2 separate regions of the Mus musculus genome follow, and region 1 is linked to region 2. A link is a contact called in ENCODE Hi-C or POLR2A ChIA-PET data. All regions are on one chromosome and are shown on one strand. The core of a region is the stretch at or near the end of the contact, and the rest is flanking DNA. Distances in the headings are between cores, read along the strand shown.

Region 1 (5,588 bases), core at 1,710-4,209, 87 kb after region 2:
TAAGGAGGAAGACCCCAGCCTGATCCCATAGAATCCACAAAAGAATGTGACAGATGCACAAGGCACCATGCTCTCCATCCTGAGAGCAGCAGGAGATCTCAGCCACCGCATCTGAAGTTTCCTACCGTGCCAAATGCTCTAGCTACGTGCACATTTAATCTTTAAGGATGATCTGTGTGTACTTATTCAAGTCTTAAGATGAGAAAACTCAGGTCCAAACATGGTAAGTAATGTGCCCAAGATTACACAGCCAGGAAGCTACAGATCCAACAGGGGCCTGAAGCTTTCGCCCAAAAACTCAACTGAATGGTTGGCAGAAAGTGAGGCTCAGTCTGGCCCTGGAACTGGAACTCAACCCAGTCTTGGTCTCTAGGAGAACCTGGACTCGACCCCCAGCCTCCTGGGACCACTTTCCCATCTACATACTCATGGGTAGCTTCAGATGGAGTTAGGGACTCTGTCTGACCACTTCCTGGGAGCACAGGAAAGGGCCCGGGATCTGGGCAGGAAGAAACCAAACCAAGAACTGTGAGTTGTGCTCATCTGGTGCTCGGGTCCAGGTCTGGAGTAGCTCAGGCTGGGAATTCAGGAAGCCACGAGGAGCATCTCGGAAGACTGACTCCATCCTCAGGGCCTGCACTCTAACCACTGACTTCAGAAGACTTCGCCCTCTAACTGAACCCCAGCTCCCAAATGTCAACAGTGAGTAACACCTTTGTGAAGACTTACACTCCCATTTAACTGAAAAAAAAAAAAAATGGAGGCCTGGTTTGGGGAAGGCCCAGGCTACAAACAGGTGGTAAATAATCCTTTGTCAGATAGACCTGTGTCCTCTAGTGTACAGGAGTTTCCTGAGAACATGCTGGATAGAGGACCCAAAGGAAAGCAAGAGGGACACCCCAACATCCTAAGGAAGACTCCCCCGACAGTAGAAGCAAGAGGCAGTTAAGTGCCACAGGGCAGACATGTCATTAGAGTGCTGTCAACTCAATGGCTCCTGGCCAGGGCACTCTGGGTGTTGTGCCAGGCCATCAACTGTCAAGTGCAGACAATACTGTAGCCTCTTCCAGCAGCGGCAGTGCAGCCCGTGAAGATCCCAGCTTCCCACACCAAGGTCAAGAAGCCAGGGCAGGACTGTCCCCATAGCTGCCACCATGTCAAAGAAGAGGCAGCCAGAGCATGGGCTGCACCTAGGTGCCCAGTCACCGACGATTGCTTCTCCCAGACAGCTCTCCAGGCCCACACACAGAGGGAATACCCCTAACCAGCAGGACAGTTTCCCTCTTCCCACAGGGAGCACGGGCCAAGTCTGCCCAAACCTCTCTCAGAGGGGACAGAAGACAATATCCTGGGATTGAGGAAGTGGCCTCTGAACCAGTTCTCCCACGACATCATCCTCCCAGGCTGTGGGACCGTTAGACTGGGCGGAAGTGGACTCGAGCCAAGGGGATGTTCCCAGATGTCACGCTTTCAAACTGGATCCGCCCCAAAAGGCAGGCGAGGACAGGCCTGCCGGGGAAGCCCTGGGTAAGGACTTAGGATGGTGTTCTGCCTCTCCTTGCCAGGGGATAGCACGGTTTCCCTGGCAGCCTAACACACGGACATTGGTTCCAGAACAGAGAGCCGAGAAAGCCTGCTGATCTGGGACCGGGGTCCTGGGCAGGTTAGAGGGGGGGAAGGTCAGCCTTGGCTGACTATCCCCACTCACCCATCAGAACGTGTCCTCTAAAACAGTTTTACCGCGGGTGGGAAAGTGCACATTGGGGTCCTTTACTCGGTGTCTTATCCATAATCCTCCTCACCGGAAAAGTGGGAAGAGAAGGTGGGGCACTCTCCCTGCTTGGTCAGCGCCCTGGACTCTTGAGCCCGGATGACCAGTCCTCTCCCGCCCCTGCGCCTCCCCCATCCCCCCCAGGTCCCCACCTTGAGATAGTCGTTCTCGGAACGCAGCTCTTCCAGCTCCCGCACCAAGCCTCCGGGCCCACAGTCCAGCATCTCCTCGGTGAGGTCGGAGAAGGCTAGCGAGGCGCTGAGTGGCAAGCGGCTGCTGCCCACCGACGATGCGGCCACCGACGGCTCATCCGGGGAGGCGGGAGGCCGCGGAGGCTGCTGCCCCGACTGCGCTGGCTGGGGCGGCTGCCCGGTGCGGGTCCCCGCCGGGCCGCCCGCCGCAGACTCGGCGTCGCTGCTCAGCGCCAGCTCCAGGCCCAACTGGCGCGCCTCCTCCGACGCGCAGTCCGACACCTCGGAGCTACTGTCCGTGAGGCTGGGCGGCGGCGGCGGCGGGCGGGGCCCGGTACCGGGACGAGGGCGACCCTTGGCGCGGACCCCCGTGCGCACCCCGGCCACCCGAGGCCCCGTGCCTCGGGTACCAGGAGCCACCGCGCGCCCCTTCTTGTCGGGCCTCGCCGAGGACGCGGTGCCACAGGCTGTAGCGGAGCCCGGGCCTGTGCCGCGGCGGCCTTTGGCCAGAGACCAGCCGGCCACGTCCTTGGGCCGGGCTGGTGATGGCGCGCGGTGGCTTTTCTTCCTCTCCGCGGCGGGCGCGGGCGCAGGCGGGGGGCCGTAGCCCCGCGCCGATGACTCTCCCGCTGGCGTCTCCATCGCGGCCTCCCCGGGTCTCAGCGAGCGGCGCGCATGGCCCGGGAGTGGCCGGCTTGGGTGTCCCTGCGGCGGGTCTCGGATGCGCTCCCGCCGCTCAGGCCGCGACTGCGCTCCGGTCTCCTGCGTCCGGGGGCTGCGCTCGGGCCCTGCCCCGCGCCGCGCGGCCTCTCCGCCACTCGGTGCTCTCAGCGCGCGGCCCGATCTCCTCCAGGCGCCGCGACTCCGACTCCGGCTCCGCCCGGTGCCCGCCCCCTCCGCCTCGCCGCGCCCCCGGAGTGCGCCCGGACCCCGACTGCAGCCTGCTCGGCGATCGCCGCCTCGGACTCCCAGTCCGGCTGAGGCCAGGGCCCCGGCTCCGCCCGGCGCGGCCCGCCCCCCACGCAGCCCCGCCAGCTCCCCGCCCCGCCGCCTCGGCTCGGGGGCGCGCGGCTCGGCGAACAAAAGGCGGACGCGGCGGGAGCAGCGGGGAGGGACGCGAGCGGGGAGCGAGGGAGGGATCCGCGAGGCAACAGCGACCCCCTCGAGGGTCAGGCGGGCCCGGGCAGCCGCGGCCTCGGCTCGCTCCCGCCGCTCCGGGCCGCCGGCCGCTCCTCTGCGGGCTGGGGGATCACACCCGGCCGAGGAGCCTGGAAGCCCGGCGTCGCCGTAGGGGCCTCGTGGACGACAGGAGAGACTATTCCCTGGCAGAGGCCCCGCGGACCTCAAAGGGCCGGAGCCAGCATCCATGCACACCCAGCACCGCGCCGCGCGCCCCTTGTGGGTGCTGAGCCTGCGCGAACTCCGCCCCCTTTAACTGGGCATGACAAACGACCCCATCCTATAGAACCTTAAACTGAACACGACCTGGCACGCGGTCGGTTCTTGGTCTGAGAAGGAAGCAGGATGGATCCTACAGAGTATGCTGGACTCCTTTTGCCTCGTCTATCTGTCCGCTGCCATTGGAACCGTGGCGTTCCGCGTGCATCTTGGATCTTGCACACCCTAGTTGCCTATGAACCCGGGCATAGTCTTGTCTCCCCGACCCCAATTTCATGGTCTTTGCGATTAACTTCAGGCTGTGCCTTGAGGATGCCAGACCGTTAGGTGCTTAGGGGGCAGGTTCTAGGCCGGTTAGGGGCTGGCATGGGACTGTGACCCTGAATACCAACAGGGTCAGATTGACTCCACCACAGACTCCAAGGCCCCAGTATTGGTGGGCATGGTTTCTTTCCTCTTGAGCTATTCAGGCTATCAGAGTTAATTTCTCAGAATCCCTTACACCTTCCTCACCTCTGCCCTCTCCACACTGTGCCTAAACCATAGTAAGTTCTTTGGCCCTGGGAAGGCACTCATCAGCATGGTAGCTGCCCAGTCTCTTGCCACCCAGAAGGTAGCTCGTACACACACACACACACACACACACACACACACACACTATGCAGCCTCTTTTTCTTCCTTTAGACCCTTCTCGGTCTTTCTCTCCCCTTCTCTTTTCCCCCTTCTTTTCCATGGGTTCCTCGTCCTCCTCTTCTTCCCTCATCTTTACTTTGGCTCCTCCCCTTTCTCCTAACCTGACCTACATCATGGCCAACTAGTTCAAGGTCTACTCCTTTTTCTTTTATTGACCCACCATCCACCTCGAAGTACAAGCAGGTCTGCCTAGCACCTGGGAACCCTGAGGACCCTGGGGAGTCCTCCTACACCCAAGCCGCGGAGTCCAGTCCTAGCCTGCTCTAATGGGTCCATTACAAGTTCATTATCGTGATTGTCCCTGCTCTTAAGGGGCTCATTGAAGTGATACAGAGAGAATGTGCAGTTCTTGAAACTTGTTGCTTCCTATAGAACATGGGTTTTTGCAGTGTGAGGGCATATGCATGAGACCATCCTCAGCTGGGTAGGCACTAATGCAGACCATGCTCCATATTTCAACAAAGAATCTTAGAATTCTCCCCCCACACCTCTCTCTCAAGATGGTGTCTCATTTTATTGCCAGGCTGGCCTTGAATTCATGGGCTTAAGCTTTCCAAACAGCTGGGAGTACAAAAGTCTGTCAACTCTTGTCTCAGAAGGATTAAGGAACTTTTTTTTGGCTTTTCGAGACAGGGTTTCTCTGTGTAGCCCTGGCTGTCCTGAAACTCACTCTGTAGTCCAGACTGGCCTCGAACTCAGAAATCCACCTGCCTCTGCCTCCCGAGTGCTGGGATTAAAGGCTTGCGCCACCACCGCCCAGCAGGATTAAGGAATTTATGTCTGGTTGCATTCTCCAAAAAGAAGCACATGATATATATTCCAATTGTTGTTGTAGTAGTAGTAGTAGTAGTAGTAGTAGTAGTAGTAGTAGTAGTAGTAGTAATGTGTGCATGTCACACATGCATACACACACACACAAGTGCACACATGCCACAGTGCACATAAAAGGTCAGAGGACAACTTTTAGGAGTTGCTGTCACCCATCGGATCGCTAGCTCTTCTCATAGCCATCCTGGCACTGCCAACAGCCTCAGGGTCTGCTTCCTGCCCTCCAGCCTGGGCAGAAGACCTCTGTGGCATGGCATGGCATGGCATCTGGCAAGCCCTCACTCACAAGCTTTCTCTGTTGCTCCCTCTCTCCATCCGTGGAATCCGGTCACCACATGAAAAGTACGGTTAGGTCTCATGGGGTGGTCCCGTAAAGTCCGTCCAGCCAACTCTAGCTCTAGTCCCCACTGGCTACCGGACCTTACAGAAGCTTCCCTGACAGCCTGGAGCCACCACCAGTGAGGAGTAGAGAAGTGAATTCTCTCACCAGCCCTGCCACCTAAACTGTAGAACAACTCTCTGAAGGCACCAGGGTTTGCCTGCCCCAATTTTTTTTTTTTTCACACAGTAGTGGGTTACTGGAATGCACAGCCAAAGTCAGACATCCGGTCAAGGAGGAAGCCTTCGATGGTGGCTTTAGTGGCGGGGATGGTGACCCAAATGGAAGACCAGCTTCTGCTTTCCCATCAAGCTACCAAACTGACCAA
Region 2 (5,439 bases), core at 1,198-3,697:
ACTCCACAAAATTGTACTCTGATTTCCACATGCACAGCATAGCATCTGTGGTCCCACCAATAATTAAATAAAAAAAAATTTTAAGAAACTTTATTAAGTCAGATGTGGTGGTACATGAAATCCTAGTATCCTGGAGGTTGAGGTCAAAAGATCATGAGTTTGAGGATAGACTGGCCTATAAAGCAAGGCTCTGCTAATAATAATAATAATAATAATAATAATATAGAGCTGGCATAATGGCTCAGCTGGTAAAGGCACTTTCCCCCAATCCTAATGATCTCAATTTAGGATCCTCATAGTAAAAGAACTGACTGTTTCAAAATTGTCCTCTGACCTCTAAAAGAGTCCTAATACGTGCATGTTACAAATACTACATATTGATAGACAATAAAAACTATGATCACTCAGCTGTCACCTGGGCTAATAAGCCACACAAAGTAAAAGAATGAGAAACTGAATCTCACATGAATTTCAAGTGCAGACTAAAATGTCATAAGCCTCAGGCACTCCTACTGCCACATAAAAATAAAAACTCCCATGTAGGCTAAAGAAGCATATACCTGCTCCACTATCGGGGAGACTTCTAGATGCAAGACCATCATCTGCAAACTTTCAAAAACAAAAGGGTGGACTAAGGCTGATACAGGATAATCTGAAGAGAAATATAAAGGGAGGGACAGCAAAGAGAAACTGGAGGGCAAGAGGACCAACAGAATAGCAATAGAACATTAATTACCCTTTGAGTAACGGCAAGGAACAGCTGGAACTCAGTTTTTTTTTTTTTTTTTTTTTTTTTGGCCAACCAGGACCCAGGCATTTGGGGGTGCAAAGACTGCGCCTGACCTGGCCGGGGATGGGGGTGGGGTTGGGGGGGATCTTACTGAGGATAAGACCCGGGCCTGCAGCCTGCTATGTATTATTTAATTCTAGTTAGGAAAATTAAGCAGGGAAGATGAAAATTTTGTGGAGCCTTTGAAGTGTGGAGGAGGATTTGCTAAGGGAGGAAAAGGCAGTTTGTGCTAGTTATTTTGGGGGCAAAAAAAAAAAAAAAATCAACACATTTTTATAGCTGTTCATTTGGAACTCAAATCAAAGGAGGTGTCTTAGATTCTTCACCACCGTGTCAACGCTTTCTCGTTTTATCTTAAAGCCTGAAAATGCTCAAGACCAGCTTTGGAGCAGAGCCAGAAAGTCCCAAAAAGAGGTGATACTGGCTAAATCTGCTCTGTCACCTCCACAAGTCCAGCCAGCCCAGCCAGCCTAGTCCTGACAGCTAGAAAAGAAATGCTAATTATACCTTGGGGGGCTGGGGGGGGGACACCCTGGGGGAGGGGAGTGGGGTTGACGCAGGAGAGGCTTACTGTGTTCTACCAGGGAGCCACAGGGGAGAGCCTCTCAGCTTAAGCCATGAGGCTCCAAGTCTACCTGTGACATGCAGGAGAGCTCTGCAGGGGGAAAAAACGGCTTCGAGAAAAAGAAGGGAGAAAGCACTGGATAGGGAAGCAGCGAGGTACAAAGGTGAACCGATCTTAATAAAACCTTTAGCAAGATCCCTGGCACAAAGCGAGTATTTGGGAGGGAGCCAGTTCACGTTAACATCGCGATTGTTATCACAACAGCATTTCCACCGTACTGACCAGAAGATAATTCTATTCGTAGCCCACTTTTACGACCTTTAAAAGCAACTCTAGATAAATGACAAGTGTATTCCCCACCGCCCCAAATTTAAAGATACAAGGTCAAACCCCACCAGCTCTGGCTGTGAAAGCCCCACCGCCTCTGAGTTAAGAGAGCTGGCCGTGTCACTTGTCAGTTGCATGACCTTGGACGCGACATTTCACCTCTCCGTGCCTCAGTTTCTTTGGCTACAAAGTGGGCTTTAGACAAACCGTGGTCCTGTGGTCCCAGGAGAGAAGAGTGCCTCTGTGGCTTTGGGAAGAAACCCACAGAAGGCGAGTCCAGGCCCCTGTCAAAACTCTCTGGGCTGTGAGGGGCAACGGGGTAGGTGGATGCTCAGCTCTAGGAGCTCCGTGCTCCGCCGTGAGAGGCGGAGAACGGGTGACAGCCTCAGGGGGTTCCAGCGACGGAGGGTGCAGACCTCTGTAGCGACGCCGGACCCCAACAGGTCACACGCTGCCCTCCGCCGACTAGGTACCGGCAGGGGCGCGGGAGGCCGGGCTGAACGCGATAGGCTCGGGGGGCTCAGAGAAGGCCGACCGCGAGGACCCGGGGCTGGTCGCGTGGCCATCGGTCCGCAGCGCACAGAGGAGCGACACCCGGGCGGGCGTACCGCGCGGCGCGCCCTCCGCCCGCTGTGGTAGAGGCGCTCACTCACCTGAAGCGCTAGCGCGGGGCCGTCAATCTACAGCAGCAGCGGCAGCAGCAGCAGCAGCAGCAGCAGCAGCAGCAAGGAGGGGGGGCGCTGCGCAGCGCAGGCGCGCTGAGGATGCCGGGGGTTTACGCATGCGCAACGCGCCTGCTTACGCTAGGAACTACAGACAAAATGGTGGTCAGGCCTACAGAGTCTCTAGCAGCGCCATCTTGGCTGTAGTTTTTCTTCTTGCGGTGTCCCGGAGGCTGTTGCTCAGAACTGCCAGGAGGGGATGTGAAATGTTTTCTCTGCACACCTACCTCTCCCTCATGGTTGAATTATTAGTAAGCTCTTATGGGCCATGACATACTTGTTTTAACAAGGTTTAAAGCTACACTCAAGATCATCTGGCACTCCTGAGCCTCAGGGATTCGATTTCCAGGAATCAAATTCCTAGTCCTCTTCCATCTTTTACAAATGGCAGCCATATTATTTCCTTCTTGAGTAGAACAAGAGAGTTGGTTACTTCACACAAAACAAACAAAAAACGACTGAACATATTATTGACTCAACAATTAAAGATTTTCATTGTTAATTGTGCATATACGAGCATCTGTGCAGGGCAGTGATGTTCATATAAATGTAGCAGATTCCTACTAAAGACAGCTGCAGAATGTTGAAATGGGAGATTACAGACATGAATTCCAGTCCTCTCTACGAACAGTGCACATCTAAACACTAAGTCATCTCTCCAGACTAGAATCAAAACGTTGCCTGCATGTGCTGGCAACTTTTATGTCAATTTGAAATAAAGTAATTTGGGAAGAGAATCTCAGTTGAGAAAAGGCCCCTAGTAAATTGGACTGTGTAGTGTATTTTCTTAGTAATGACTGATAATGGGAGCACCCAGCCTACTATGGGTAGGTGGCCCTGGAGGGGATAACAAAGCAAGCTGAACAAGCCATGAGAGAAGCTGGGAAACAGCACTCCTCTATGGCACAAGGGTCACCATACCTTTGGGAGCTGACTCTTTCACAGGGCTTACATATCAGATATTTATATTTGATTCATAACACTAGCAAATTAGTTATAAAGGAACAACAGATAATTGTGTGTCTGGGGCTCACCTCAACATGAGCAACTTATGTTATTAAAGGGTTGTAGCATTAGGTAGGTTGGCCTATTATCAGTTTCTGCCATCTTCCTTCAGTGAACTGTCTACCTAGAAGGGTAAAATTAAACAAACCCAGGCCAGGCCCAAGCCAATCTGAATGAAGGCAAAACTAGTATTGAAGGCATTTTATTACATGATTTATATTTTTTTTTTTTTAAGATTTATTTATTACATGTAAGTACACTGTAGCTGTCTTCAGACACACCAGAAGAGGGCGTCAGATCTCGTTACAGATGGTTGTGAGCCACCATGTGGTTGCTGGGATTTGAACTCTGGACCTTCGGAAGAGCAGTCGGGTGCTCTTACCCACTGAGCCATCTCACCAGCCCCCACATGATTTATATTTAACTGTTAACAAAGCACTGAACTGCAAGTTTACCCTCAGTACATATTACTGGCTAAATTAGGAAACATTGCCAATGTTCTATAAATGACACAAAAAACAAAGCCTCTCTCATAAAGCTGTGAATAAGCATAAACCATGCTTGGAGCTCAGTACCACTGAGACAGGCCAACACAAACCACTGGCCTAGCAGCTGCTGTGTAGCCCAGAGCCTGCAACTCCTGACTCTAGCTTCTACTTCTTTAGTGCTGAGGTCCAAGTTTTCATGCTTTGTTTTTTAAACGTTCTAGTCATTTTTAAGTTGAAGACATCAAACACATTTTCCATCTTCAAGTTTGAACACTTATAAACAAATGTGATCGGATGTAAGAAAATGGAGGAAGGCACAGTCACCTTTGAGGATGACTGAGCAAAGTGAGATGAAGACATGTTCCAAAGTCTATCTGCTCTTGAAACAACAGTCAGTAATAACATCTTTGATTCTCAAATACAGGCTTTCTTGGAAGCTGTCTGGTTTCCTTCTTCGTTCTACTCTGGACAGTATCATTCTATCTTTGATAACTAGGTGTTAACTGTCTGGGCTTTTCTATGACCACCCCAATTTCCAAATAATGACATGGAGGCATAATTATTTATTTAACCAACTTAATCCACTTTATCTTTTTGTATAGAAAGACTTATGTGTAGCCACAGCTGGAGCCTGGGTCCTCTGAACAGATCTGGTGTGGGTTTTCACAAGGTGATCAGTGAATTCCTGATAAGGAGACTTGTTGAACAGTTTCTTTCCAGAGGTCAGGGGTCAAGTAGCTGTAGGTCATGGAGGGGGCATCAAAGATGGCCTTGACAGAGTTGCCCAAGCTGGCAGCGCAGCCCCTGGCTGAAGTGCAGCAGTCATCTATATTGGCCACCATCAGGGGCTTCTTCAGCACAGTGCAGAGACACTGCTATTGCCTCTGAGGGCAGGGATGAGACGCACCAGCACAGAGCCACAGCAGCCTGTCACCTAGCATGGAACAGTATACAGCTTGCAAACACTGTTGCCCCAATAGCCTCTCTGCACAGGGGTGATGGAGAGCTTGGCCAAAACGATGGTCCCTCAGATGGCAGTGGCTACCTCCTTGGATCACCTAAAGCCAACACCAATGTCACGTGACCACTGTAGTCTCCAATAGTGACAAAAACCTTGAGTCTGGTCCGTTGGCCAGCAGAGTCTGCGTCTGCACTGGCAGGATCTTCAGAACTTCATCCTTTAGGGATGCGCCCAGGAAAGAGTCAATAATCTTGGATTCCTTAATGGGCAGGGAGAACAGGCAGATCTCCAAGGACTTGATCTTCAAGTTCTTAACCAGGCGGCCCTGCTTGGTGATGGGGATCCGTTCCTTGTCTTCAACTTTACCTCCATGATCCTCAAGGTCTCACAGAAGCCACTGCAGCCTCTAATCCTGAGCCCCTGGGTTTTCCCCAAGAAGCAGCTATAGTGATGCTTTTGGCCTCAGCTTAGGCTAGTTCCCCAGCTAGCTCTTAACTTATATTAGCCCATTTATACTATTCTACGTCTGCCAGATGGCTGGTCACCTCTCCTCAGTTTGGGTGAGGTTGACACTTTGGGTG

What was found. A loop is a pair of places that touch in the nucleus more often than their neighbours do. ChIA-PET counts read pairs that join two places held with the same protein, here RNA polymerase II (POLR2A).
Region 1: a loop to region 2 is called in a map of left cerebral cortex, with 9 times the contacts of the local background. The contact joins the promoter of Soga1 here to the promoter of Ndrg3 in region 2. A Hi-C loop is called at or near these places in 1 of 37 maps with a recorded cell type or tissue (left cerebral cortex). POLR2A ChIA-PET finds 5 or more read pairs at or near these places in 1 of 5 experiments (Patski).

The regions. Positions count from the first base shown.
Region 1 is chr2:157,076,306-157,081,893 of GRCm38, forward strand. It overlaps Soga1 (suppressor of glucose, autophagy associated 1), which reads right to left and starts at 2,960. Exons shown (of 15, transcript NM_001164663.1): 1 at 1,924-2,960. The coding sequence starts at 2,604. It also overlaps a transcript of Tldc2 not described here.
Region 2 is chr2:156,989,664-156,995,102 of GRCm38, forward strand. Ndrg3 (N-myc downstream regulated gene 3) reads right to left here and starts at 2,448. Exons shown (of 16, transcript NM_013865.2): 1 at 2,336-2,448. Dsn1 (DSN1 homolog, MIS12 kinetochore complex component) reads right to left here. Exons shown (of 11, transcript NM_025853.3): 11 at 5,399-5,439. It also overlaps the pseudogene Gm14276.